Regions from separate parts of the Homo sapiens genome. Here region 2 is linked to region 1. A link is a loop called in an ENCODE intact Hi-C map of the cell type or tissue named here. Cell type or tissue: PC-3. All regions are shown on one strand. Links, peaks and the distances in the headings refer to the core of each region. The heading gives the core; the rest is flanking DNA.

What was found. Hi-C counts contacts between places; a loop is a spot of excess contacts. Peaks named below come from ENCODE experiments on the same cell type or tissue, not always from the same donor. Only the 100,000 strongest peaks of a DNase experiment are listed, where the experiment ranks them.
Region 2: it touches region 1 in a loop (6-fold over the local background); 72 of 110 quality-filtered maps call a loop at or near these places.

What each region holds. Positions count from the first base shown.
Region 1 is chr10:36,876,225-36,884,546 of GRCh38, forward strand. No RefSeq gene overlaps it. Among named protein-coding and RNA genes, the nearest start is that of ANKRD30A, 250 kb to the right of the region's middle. In PC-3, for the core only: a CTCF peak has its summit at 4,864; a DNase peak (open chromatin) is centred at 4,857.
Region 2 is chr10:35,631,792-35,637,202 of GRCh38, forward strand. No RefSeq gene overlaps it. Among named protein-coding and RNA genes, the nearest start is that of MIR4683, 6.8 kb to the right of the region's middle. RefSeq lists an enhancer at 4,663-5,411. In PC-3, for the core only: CTCF peaks have their summits at 3,902 (motif pointing right) and 4,113; DNase peaks (open chromatin) are centred at 3,250, 3,960, 4,970 and 5,300; H3K4me3 peaks cover 1,457 bases; H3K27ac peaks cover 2,500 bases.

The sequences.
Region 1 (8,322 bases), core at 3,584-6,083:
GACTAGTTCTCTTCTCATGCAATGTGAATTTCCAGAGAATGTAGACAATCCATTTATTGTCCAGAGAATGTAGACAATCCAAAGCCGTTGTCCAGCTTTTAGGAGGACAACGATAGCAGTCAAAACAGCCCTCCTAATGTATATGCATTCACATATCGACATTTTGTATTCTCAACGTCAAAAAATTGTTACATTTCAATGAATGAAATACCAATTATCATTTATATTCATCCTCTTAAGACCATTCTCTATCTAGATCTAAGACAGACAAACAGATCAAATAAAATTATCATAGAAAATAAATTTAAGTGAGAAAAAGCATACAAGAAGATCAAGATAATATGGTTCAGATTTTAAAAATGTATCTATTAAAATGCTATAAGAACAATTATATGACTAGATAAGTCAGATGAATATAACATTCAAAATAATAATCTGAATATTTTTGCCAAATATCATTTTGGTCCATTACGTTGATGATATTTGGGTAACTGGGCCGGTTAGCAGCAAGTTCCAAATAATCTAGACCCTTGCTACTCAGAGTGGTCCACGGACAAGCAGTATCAACATTGCTTGGAAGTTTGCTAGGTATGCAGAATCTCAGGCTCTATCCCAAACTTGCTGAGTTAGAATCTGCATTTTACCAAAATTCTTAGCTGATTGCCATATACATTTAAGTATGAGAAGCATTATTCTATTTCTCAGTTATCCTTATTTTTTAGGACTTTTAACTAGGGAGGAGTAAGGATTAAGAACAATCACCTGGGGATACTTTAAAAATTCTCACAGGTTCTAGAATACTTGTGGAGTAGAATAGGCACAGGTAGTCTATTAATAGCATGGATGCTATTTAGAAATCTCCTCAAATAAACATCTTAACTGTTCTCTCTGGTGGTTTGAGAATGTCTAACACAGAAATGTCCAGTCCTTAAAAGTAATTTCTAAGTTTCTGCTCTACCTTGGTATTTAAGAGCACAAATCACCTATTGGATCTAACTAGTTCTGTGACCCTTATCAATTTAGTTAGTAACTTTTTCACTCATTTGCCTTGTCTGTCAAGTGGGGATAATAATGATACCTATGTGATAACGTTTTAACATAAGTAAATGAATATATGAATGTAACATGTTTACCACTTTCCTGGTACAAAATATACACCAATAAGAAAATATATGATTATGCTGGCTGTAGTGGTGGGAGTAGTGGTGATAATGCTCTCTAACACAGAAGATTCCTTAGTATGTTTTGATTTAGAAATGCACAATAATTTAGTGTATAATTCCCAAAATTTAATTACAAAAGTGCAATTGTTTTGATGATATGGTTTTCCTCACATAATCAAATCATGCATACCTCCTCATTTATTAAAGAAATTAATGTTCAACAATATAAGCGTTTCTCTTAAAGGCTGTATACAAAGAAGCTATTTCTGTCAGAAACTATGAGAATTTCCCATTACCAACGTGGAGATGGAGTCAATGACAAAATACTGGGGCTAGTTAGAAGAGGGATAAAAGGTTTCTGTCTACCCAACGGCATACTCCCTACCTCAGACCTGCGCCTTCACTATTCAGAAGAAGCTGTCCCGGTGACTCCCGCCTACCCATGTCTATTTGTCTGTTTCTTTCCCTGCATTCCTTCACAGTCCATTAGTGAAACATTGTCCTCATTTATGTGGAAACCTACTTATTCATTATTGCAAAACCATCGGGGATAGAAGTAGATTAGCAAGGTGTCCTAAAATATTGACTTTTGAATACTAAAGTCAAAAGGAATGGGTAAGAAAGAACTTAAGAGAGTCATGCTCCTTGGGAATTGGTTATGCTTTTTTCCTCTGTTTTTCAAAAATTTATGTTAGTGTATGCATCAAATAATTTATGACTAAACTCTCTTACATATATTCATATAACTAGGAAAGAGCATCATACATATTTTTATCTCTTTCAGAACTTTATAAAACAAATGGCAATCACTAGAATATGGCTAGAGACTGTGACAATCATTCCACTCTTCAGTTTAAGGTCTGAAGTGAAAATTGAAACAGCAATCAGGTGAACGGTAACTGGGGCCAAGGAGAATTTATCCATGCAGTGTTATTAGCAAAACGCCTGGTCTAATTTATTTAAAAGATGAGGAACAGAATAAAATTAATTAAAACAACACAATCTAAAACAACTTTTGAACGTTTAAAAACACCCTACAGCATTAATGGAAAGGAATAATTCAGAAGAAAAACATGTTTTTAGTATAAAATAAACAGGAAAATATCAGTCCAAGAAATATAATTAAATTTCAAAAAGCATGAGCTTTTTATTTAAAAAAAATCAAGAAAACACTGACTCTGTTGACAAGAGGGATGAAAAATATGAGAAGCCAATGGAAAGAGCTACAAAGGGACCTGACTGATGGGTGTGCCCATGGAAAGAGAGGAGCCAGCTGACCCGCCTGTGGGCACTTGAACCAGAGCCTCTGGAAGTGTTGACTTAGAAGCTAGTCCCATGGAGGAAAGACTGGCACAGAGTAGGCTGTCAATCAATACTACTTAAATCTGTTAGGAAAGAGAACGGATGGTGCAGAAGTACACACAAAAATGAAAACGCTAAGGAAATGAAACAAACAAGACTCTAATTAAATGACTTGTTTATTGGAGTAGAAAGCAGAGTTCACATTGCAAAAATTGAATCAGTGATATTGGGACACGCGTAAATAAAAGTTTATCCATTTAATAGGTAAAAAGAACAGAGTTATGCCTTTTATATTATTAAAAGATATATACCGCACTCAAAAATAACTTTATGCATTAAATAGAAAAACAGTAAAATATATATAATTGACACTTAGAAATACAGGTAGAAGTTAAGAGACACCAATTCATGGGTGGAGACTTCCAAAATGCTTTCATAAAAACACTTAAATAAACTAAATACACCCACAGTTGAAAACATTTTCTAGTAATTAAAACTTATATATTCCAAAATTTAGTATTTTAATCATGAAAGTGTGTTTCACATACTCATGTGCACTCTAAACATTTTGTAAGTTAAAAATGTGACTTTTAAAACTTGAAAATATAATTTGTTACGCATCTTCAAACAGGAAGTTTTAAATGGACCAGCAGCACAATGTGACTTCGAGTCTCTCTCCTAATGCCTAAATGTAATGTTATGCTCTAAATTGTATCCTGGAACAGAAAATAGACAATAAATAAACTGAGGAATTCCGAACAAGTATGATCTTTAGATATCAATAGTTCATCAATACTGATTCATTAATTATATCAAATATACCATAGTAAGATATTAATAATAGAGAAAACTGGGTTTGGGGCTTTACAGGAACACCATACTATTTTCACACATTTTCTGTAAATCTAAAATGGTTCTGAAATTAAAATTCTATTTAAATCAATTGCAATATATAAAATTAATTAAATCTGAATTGTGGAAAATATCGCTTTTATTCAAATTTTCCTTGACAGCTTTTTAAAACAAAGCTTTTGTTTTCTATTTTTAGGTGAAACTGCACGCATTTTCAGTCAAACTGTTTATTTGTAACAATATGTGCAATAGTAAAAGCTTTATAACTTCCAGAGTCATAATAATGGAAAACAAAGCACACTGTTGGTTTTATTTTTGGAAAGTTATATGAAACATATAACCTCTTATTTAAGATTTATGATAACAATTCTATGGTATTCAGTAAGGGACTATAATTTACATAAAATATAAGTTGATTTTATCTCAATGATTGTGAAAAGATTAACAAATATCCAAGCTAAAGTAAGAATCCATATCTAGATTAGAAAGAAATATAAACTATATAATTATTTACTCTAAAAATATTATATACAATTATATGATTAGAGTTTTAATAATAACAAAACAGTATCAAATATTTTACATATATTCTGTAATCTGCCCTGAACAAAATTCCTTAACTTAACCTTTTTGAGAGGAGCTACCTATGAAGTCTAAAAAAGTTTAATTCAAATTTGTTTTAATATCAGCAACTCTTCAACCTTTTCCTGACTCTGCCAAGAAATTTACCTTCCTAATCTCTCTTACTATGTAAATTTCTCTCTGTGTGTGTATGAGTGTGTATTAGAGAGAGAGAGAGAGAGACTAAGACAGAAAGGGAGAAATGTATAGGAAAATGAGATAGGAAGGGTTATAATAACAGCTTTCCTTTTCTCCCTCCTGAAGTCCCCATTTTCGTTTCTGAGAGCTGATCTGGGATAGGATGGGCTAAAGGAACAGAGAAAACCAGAGTGCCAGAAAGAGCTAGAAGGGGAAGTGGGGGCCTGAAGATCAAATACTAAAGAAGGAGCTAACAGATGGCAAGGAAAGTGGTCAGCATGGCATGCAGGCAGATGGGGTCCTAGTTAGTGAAGACCCACAGGGTGGAGGGTAATCCCATGCAAGGGTCAAGTGTAATTCAGTGACAATATAGGCAACATGGGAGACCTAACACAGTGAACCAGCGATTGGCAGGTTTGTAAGGACGGTGTTCAGACTGCAGTTTTGTTTTGTTTTGTTTTGTTTTTTTTAAAGATTAAGTGATCCTGAAATTGGCATTCCATGTCATTTTAAAAGATAAATGGTAAAGCAAATGTTTTATTCACATGTCTTTATTTCTCCCCTCCCCACTTTTCCCTCCACTCTTCTTTTTTTTAATGTGGAAGTTTAAAATCCCATCTCACATTTATTTATTTATTTATTAAGTATAAATAATGGGAAAACTTCACTTGGATAGGGAACACGTAGATTTGTAGATTATATATTATTTTATTATTAATTATATATTAGTAGATTAGTAGATTTGCGTCATTATTTAGCCTTTACTGCCGCTTAGTGGTAAGGAAGAGCTATAAGTTGACTGAGAGAGGATCAACTGAGCAAGTCAGCGAACAATAGCAATGCATCTGAGATGTATTGAGAGTATTACTTGTAATTACTTTTTATATTTTGTAGGCAAAGAGCTCTTACTGCTTTACATGTAAGGTTTATTGAATATACTCTCCACGACAAAGTTTTATGTTGTAAGCATTGTATGACTTTTAGTATTACCTGAAATGTAATGAAGTTTGGGCTAGTGATGTTGTTGGTTGTTTTTGTATTCTGATTACAGAACTGCATTTTGAGAGGCTGAATATAAACTAAATGCATCCTTAGCGGCTGGCCTAGAAACTTACTTCCCCTGAGTGAAGCTGCACATTGGGAACTGTGGGTGGTAGAACATGTTTATTAAAACACTTTATTCTCTTATTTTATTATTATATTATGCCTTAATTACGGTAATTTATTAGTATGTCATATTTCCCTTAAGCTTCCTAATGTCAATACAATTTATTATCATTTTGTATGTTTCTTTTTTATTTGCTTTTTTTTTTTTTTTTGAGAATGAATCTCCTTCTGTCACCAGGCTGGAGTGCAGTGGAGCGATCTCAGAGCACTGCAATCTCCGCCTCCTGGGTTCAAGTGATTCCCCTGCCTCAGCCTTCAGAGTAGCTGGGACTACAGGCACCCACTACTACACCCGGCTAATCTTTTGTATTTTAGTAGAGATGGGGTTTCACCATGTTGGCCAGGATGGTCTCGATCACCTGATCTCATGATCTGCCTGCCTCGGCCTCCCAAAGTGCTGGGATTACAGGTGTGAGCCACTGCGCCCAACCCATTTTGTATGTTTCTTAACGTCTTGTCCAGAATTGCTGCTCAATAAATGTTTGCTCAGTTAATCTTATTGAATAAGGCAAAACAATGTCATTTTCACTATTAATTAAGACTGGCTCTGCATTAGCAGAGCAGGGACTCTGAAGTATTTGTCTCAAAAGCACCTTTTTCCCAAAAGCATTAGGCAACTTTAGAACTAGAGATTACGGAAAAGTTATTAGAGTGAAATACCCAAAAGCATTAGGCAAACTTTAGAACTAGAGATTACGGAAAAGGTATTGGAGTGAAGTCATTGAATGACCTTTGCTTTACTCATACGTTCTCTAACCAAATGGATACAGATCAGAGAGTCTTAGCGTTATAACGGGCCATAGACATTGCCTGAACCAATAGTTAAACCAGAAAAAAATATTCCAAGGAACACTTGAAGGTGTATTGAACTGTTAAAAACCTAAAAGTTAAGAGAACTAAGAATCCAAACGGTGATTGCTTAAAACAACAACAAAATGCTAGCAGAGCACCGTGGCTCAGCCCTGTAATCCCAGCAGTTTGGGAGCCTGAGGCAGGAGGGTTGTTTTAGGCCAGGAGTTCCAGACCAGCCTGGGCAACATGTAAGACCCTGTTGCTACAAAAAATAAATACGTAAATAGTCAGATGTGGTGGCGTGTCCTTGCAGTCTCAGCTACTTGGGAGGATTGCTTGAGCCCAGGAGTTTGAGGCTGCAATGAGCTATGATCGTACCACTGCACTTCTGCCTGGGTAACACAGTAAGACCCTGTCTCGAAAAAATAAAAAAAAGCCACCTCACAAAAGAATACTACTAACCACTACTGCAAAGAACATATACTTTTAACAAAAGTAGCTTCATGTGGTTTGTGTGCATTCTCAAATACTTAAAAGTGATCCATACTTTATACGTGGTTCTAAATGCTTCTGTAAGATCTCAGATTTATTTGAGTTTGAACCTTTAATGTATGGCTTAAGCAAGTGGGTGAAGGAACTCTGAACCCTGCCTGCTTTCTCTCAGCTCTGCCTCACTGAAGATGGGAACGCAGCCCTCCTCAGAGGCAACTGGGACACCTGGCTGCAGTGCCCACGTGACATTCCTGTGGAGAAAAGCACTTTAGGGCCAGTCTCCAGATGCCCTCTCATGGGTCTTCTGATTTCACATGAAGCCTGGGAGAAAACAAAGCAAAAAAATGTGAGAAGAACTACACTGCCCTTCCCAAATAGAAACCTGTTGTGCAGAGGCACATGCAACTGAGGACAGAGCTCAGCATTTTAAATTAAATTTGCATATAGTTTCTGTGACCTCATTTGACAGACTGTTTTTGAGCTCCCTGTTGCCAATGTGTCCATTTTCCTGTTCATTTAAACCTAAAGGAATACTCACATCAGCCGCAACAGGTGACTTTGTTGTACTGGTGCTCCTGTATCCTCTTACGGCTGTCACAATGACACTGATATCACACAGTGACATGAACCTAGATGTACGGTACATGCAGAAGAAGAATGTGCCATGGTTAGCCCAGCAGTCATTAAATGAGCTAAAATTGTGATAAGAGAAAAAGAAACAAGTGTCATACACTACATTCAAGGTACCCAGAAGTGAAAATGGAGTAAATAATCTTGACCGATTCACGACGGCAAAGCCACATTGCCTATGTCATTCATGATTCTTCTCTATAATCTGTGTTTATGGAGTAGATCTATGTACAGCCTCTATTACACAGAATAAGGTTCAACTGAATGTGACAGAAAATCCCCCAAATAACAGTTCCTTAGACAAGTGAGCATACTTTTTGCTCATGTAAAATCAGACAGAGGCTCGGTCATCCAGGTTTGGCGTGGCAGCTCTGCTTCATGAGCCATAAGAACTCTGCGCTCCCCAGCTTTGCCCAGGACACAGCTCCCTTACTCAGAGTCACATATGGCTGCTGGAGCTCCAGGAAACACAACTCCATCCCAAGCTGCAATCATGAAAAAGGAGGAAAAAACAAAACAAAACAAAAAACAAAAAACAAAAAAAACAAAATAACTCCTCCAGTAAGGAAAATCCCTGGAAGTCACAGACAATTCTGCCTCTATCTCACTTTCCCAACTTTAGTTCCATGGCCACACTGTGCCACAAGGGAGGCTAAGAAGTGTAGTATTTACATGGATGATGATGTTATCAACTGAATATGTGGGGCTCTAGTAACTAACAAAAAATGAGAGAATAAATATCGGGAAGAAACTAGGATTTTTAGACACACAGAACACTCATTCTATAATAGTAGTGATTCCTTTTTAAGAAACTATTTTACATTAACAAGAAAAGACTTGTGAAATCCAACAGAACACTGAGAAGCATATGAATGTAATTCAAAGTAGGAAAAACTTTAATAGATTAAAAATATGTGAAGGGAAACTCAGAAAAATTAGGGATCAGATAAATGACACAAAAGAGCACTTTAGGCCAGGCGCGATGGCTCAAGCCTGTAATCCCAGGACTTTGGGAGGCCAAGGCGGGTGGACCACCTGAAGTCAGGAGTTCAAGACCAGCCTGGCCAAAATGGTGAAACCCCATCTCTACTAAAAATACAAAAAGTTACCTTGACCTGATGGTGGGCAACTGTAATCCCAGCTACTCGGGAGGCTGAGGCAGGAG
Region 2 (5,411 bases), core at 2,912-5,411, 1.2 Mb before region 1:
GGTATTTGGTTTTCTGTTCCTGTGTTATTTCACTTAGGATAATGGCCTCTAGCTGCAACCATGTTGCTGCAATGGACATGATTTCATTCTTCTTTTTGTGGCTGCATAGTACTCCACAATGTATAGCGTACCACATTTTTAAAATCCAATCCACTGTTGATGGGCACCTAGGTTGATTCTATGTCTTTGCTATTGTGAATAATGCTGCAATAAGCATATGAGTGCAGGTGTCTTTTTGGTAGGAAGATAATATTTGAATATCTTTACTAACTAACACATCCACCTTATTGATTCCTCCTAACTTCACAGGTTGGGTTTAATTTCTAGTTTAATAGAATTATACCCTATGTGCACAATTCTTTGTTATTTCCTTATAGGTGAAAAAACAGTTATCAAAAACTGTGTACTGAGAAGTTCTTTCTTGGGGCCAGGTGAGGGCACTCCTGTCATCTCCCAAATACCTCTCAGGGTGACAAAAAGAAAAAAATAACTGCTTTTGTTTAGTCAAGTTAGATGACAATAGCTAGTTTGCTTAGCTAATTTCTATTTCTATATATCTATATAGATCTATATGTCTACAGATCTACAGATTTATATATCTATAAATACATCTACATATCCAGATCTGTATCTGCATATATTTCACTTTGGATGATAATACCACATTCAGTTACATTCACTGGTTTTCAACTCTGGCGGCACATGGGAATTGCCTGGGGAAGTTTTAGAAAACTTTGAATTCTCAGCTGGCACCCCCCAAAATTCTGATTCTGTTGGTTTGGGGTGCAACATGGGCATTGGTAATGATAAAAAAAAAACAAAAACATACCCCAAGTGCTTTTAACATGTAAGCATGGTAAGAACTACTGCTGGAGTGCTAGTTAATTAAAAATGGGCTTGTTAGGGGTGAAAATATTAGAAATTGGTTTTCTAATTTAAATCAGTGTATGATTCACCTGCATGATAAACATGGTGCTATAAAAGCATGCGTTTGTCCCCTGTGAAGAATGGCTGTGCCCCAGATTCGGAAAGCTATCCAACTTGGGTTGTTTCACTAACATTGATCCTAACTTTGCCTTTTGTCCTGGGGCAATTCCTTCCTTCCACCTTTCTCTGGCTACTGGCTGACCTTTTCAGCTGCCACCCATGCTCTTGGCCCCCTCCCGGGCACAGCCTGCAGCATGAGTCTGCTGGGCCAGTCAAGCTCTTCCTCAGGTTGCTCTGTCATTGCAGAGATTTCTGGGACGCTCTCTTGGGTTCCCTAAGCCCTTTTCTCTCCCTGATCCCTGCACTGGCCTTCACGGCACAGTGGTTCTGCTGTTTCTCCTTCTGCCTGGCCGAGGCCAGGCTCTCCCTGAAAGGCCCTCAGGCCTCTGCCAGCCAGGGCCAACACGTTCCACATTTGGCCCCTCTCCCCATGTGAACTCAATCAGTAACAGAAGCCCATCTGACTAATAGAGGATTAGTCCTCTCTCACACTGCTATAAAGATACTCCCTGAGACAGGGTCATTGACAAAGGAAAGAGGAGTAATTGGCTCACAGCTCCGCGTGGCTGGGGAAGCCTCAGGAAACTTACAATCATGGTGGAAGGTGAAGGGGAAGCAGACACATCTTACACAGTCACAGGAGAGCGAAAGAGAGAAAGAGGGAAGTGCCAGACACTTACCAAACAAGACCACTTGAAAACTCACTCACTATCGGAACATCAAGGGGGGGAATCCGTCCCCATAATCCAGTCACCCCCCACTAGGTTCCTCCCTTGACATGTGGGGATTACAATTCAAAACGAGATTAGGGTGGGGACACAGAACCAAACCATATTACTCCCAGTCACTGTGCCTTCTCACTAAGCTAGAACACAGACTCTTAAATGTGGAATTTATTGGAACACGGTGGCTGTAGAAGGCAAAAGGCAGGTGAGCTGGCCTAAGTTGGCCAGGATCCCAAGAGGCAAGCCTTTCCACAGTGCTCCTCTTGTCTCTGAAGGATGGGCGTTCACATTTCCTGTGTAGGCCACCACCAAACTGTGAGAGAACTCTGCTATGATTCTGTAACCAGGTAAACACAGCCCTGGTAAGTTGCTGTATCAGCTATGAATGCATTTTTTTTTTTTTTTTTGAGATAGACTCTTTCTCTATTGCTCATGCTGGAGTGCAGTAGCAGATTCATAGCTTACTGCAGGCTTGAACTCTTGGACTCAAGCGATCCTTCTGTCTCAGTCTCCCAAGGGACTACAGGCATGCATTACCACACCTGGCTTTTTATTTTTTTATAGCGATGGAGTCTCATTATATTACCCAAGCTGGTCTAGAACTCCTGGCCTCTAGTGATCCTCCTATCTCGGCCTCCCAAAGTGTTGGGATTACAGATGTGAGCCACCACACCCAGCCTGAATGCACCTTGTGGTGGCCTCAGAGGTCTACACAGAAGAGTGGGACTGCTGGAAAAGATCTACAGAGACAGGAGTGACAAGTAGGCTTAGTGGCTTCTAGGCCCAGCTGTGCTCCTGACTGTGTGATGTTCAGTAAGCACAGTTGTTTTGGGCTTGTTTTCTAACCAGTGAAATGTGGGATGGTGTGCTAGAACTTCCTACCCTTCGGTGTGCCTGTGAAGCTTGGGGATCTTGTTAAAATGCAGTTTCTGATTCAGTAAGAGAGATCTGAGATTCCACATTTCCCTAATGCCACAGGTTCTTGCCCCTGCTCCTTGTTCATGGGCAGCAAGATTCTTGCCCCTGAGGCCTCTGAACTCTGTAAGTCCTCCAAGATCTTATGTGGTCCTTGGTCACAGTCTCCTCCTTCCCTCCTATCCCCACTAGACATTCCAGTCCTCAGAAACCTCATTTCTCTGCTCATCCCTTTTTTTTTTTGGCAAAGTCTTGCTCTGTCATCCAGGCTGGAGTGCAGTGGTGTGATCTCAGCTCACTGTAGCCTCCGCCTCCTGGATCAAGCGATTCACCTGCCTCAGCCTCCTGAGTAGCTGGGATTACAGGTGCCAGCCACCACATCCAGCTAATTTTTGTATTTTTAGTAGAGACAGAGTTTCACCATGTTGGCCATGCTGGTCTCAAACTCCTGACCTCAGGTGATCCGCCTGCCTCGTCCTCCCAAAGTGGTGGGACTACAGGCGTGAGCCACCGGTCCTGGTCCTGCTCATCCTTCTTTAAGATCCTGTTCTTCCTACATCTCAGTGCTGTGTCATCTTCCTTCCCGAGGGCTCCAGCATTCCAACGCAGATGCTCACCGACCTTGTTTTCCAGCGAAGTTTCTACTCCTTGGTGTGTTTCCATGAACACCTGGCTAGGTAAAACGAGATGGCCTGCGTCTTGCTCACCCTAACAGCACTCACGTGCAGTACTGACGGACATCCCCTGGACTCAGAGTTGACCTCTACATGAGAAATTGTAAAGCGGCACATTTAATTAAGCAAGCCAACCACATCCCACCTCAAAATACTCTTTATTATTCATCCTTTCTTCCATGAAAGCTTTGATATGGTGGATCTTTGGTGAGCATCCCATTCTTTAAATAAAAGTAACTCAGAAGCTAATTTAAAGAAGATATGCTCTTGGAATTTAACGCAGCTCTTGGAATTTAACGCAGCTTAATTACATTTTTAGCATAATGGTCATATGGAGGACTTAATGCAATTGAAGTTAATAAAAGTATTATCACTGTGCGGGAATGTCTTGCGGGTCCTTAAACTTCAGTGTGCACTGATGCAATTTTGGAGCGCTTCAGAGAAAGGATTCAGAATTATGAATACAAAATGTTTGCAGGTCCTCTGGGCGGAGGCTGTGCCTGTGCCTAGGCTAGCTCTCCATGTGCTATTTTTGAATGAATGAATTGAATGAAGGAACCTCCCTAACTTCCTGGTTCTGGGACCCCGTACTACCACCAGATGGCAGTATAGTATCAAATGTGGAAAGCGGATAGACACTTGCACTGATTTGCTTTTTATGTCTCAACAGAACGTTTGCACCTACACTTTAAATTGCATCCCGTGCTCTGCAACTGCTCCTGGTTTTCTTTTGGCAAGACAATCTCACTCTCTTTGCCCAAACTCTGAAGTATTACAGGCACCAGCAATGCGGTCAGTGCAGGTTAAGAAACTGTAATGTGCCATGGTTTACTCCTTAAACTTTCTTATCAACTTTTTTCCCTTCTGTTTCATGGTACTTTCAAATTGCATTTATTATAAAGCAAATAGAAAGTGTTTCACATAACTTCTCCCACAAGCAATTTTAATGAGCTTTGGCTTTAGTAATGGTTTTAATCATGTTAGACTTGATCTTCTAGCCACACAGCAACCACATCAACCCCTCTCCCAATTTGACAAGATTTTGAAAAACTAACACTTGTTTTATGTAATTAAAGACACACCTGTATAGCACACAGAGGTGTTCATTTGTCTAATGCAATTGGCCAGATAGAGACTCGTTTCTTTCTTCCACCCTAAAATCAATTTTGGGGTTTTGTTCCCTTAGTAGATACCATCTGAGTACTGGCAAATATGCAACTCAAGTTTTAGCTTTAAAGGCAAAGAACCAGCACTTATGTCTTAATACCATCTCTAAAATCAGTCTCTAGTGATGACAGATGCAGGTCTTTTTATTGAGAACTGTCCTCAGAATTTAAATTGGGTTTTTTGTCAAATAAGTTCGCTTAAACACACATACATCTTGAGTTATCGAATATAGCATTTTATAATGATATATTGAAGAATAAGGTAAAAAGCTTCAAAGCTGGACATTTTCCCACTGTGCTATATAGTTGAAAATGCGTCAATAATGACAATACTGCTACATGAGAAAGCCAACATGCTAACTTGTGTCTTGTAGCTTTCTCTCCATCCTTCATATGTGGTAAAGACTCTGGGATCTGCTCTCAAAATTCTACTTTATAACTGAATATAAAAAGTTTATGGCTGGCATATGTATACTATACATGAGTCAACACGTGGGTTAGATGTAGGCCACTGATAGGTACCTAAGTTACAAAATAATTCTTTAATGAGTAAAACTACTGGAGAGGTGAACACTTTTACAGTGTCTCTGGCTTTAAAAAATAAGATTGGCATGATAGCTAAAGCAGGGGTTCTAATTGCATAACTTAATTAACACCGAGACTTACTCTGAAAAGGATCTGCAAAATGTTACTACTATGGAGATCCTATGCGAAGCCTCTTACATGAGAAAGATCGGCCAAGAAAGTAGCGTCCACTCTATTAAAATTTTTTTTAGCCACTAAAGATTCCTATTAGGTAAAGTAAGGAGAACAAACATTTTAGCAGGATGTGCAGAACAAAGCCCCTCCCATCCCACAATGATTGATGCCCCATCATTAGCAGGGTAGCTGCCCATTTCTTATCTTGATTGACAGGTTAATAAGGGACCTGGGGCTATCTTTTC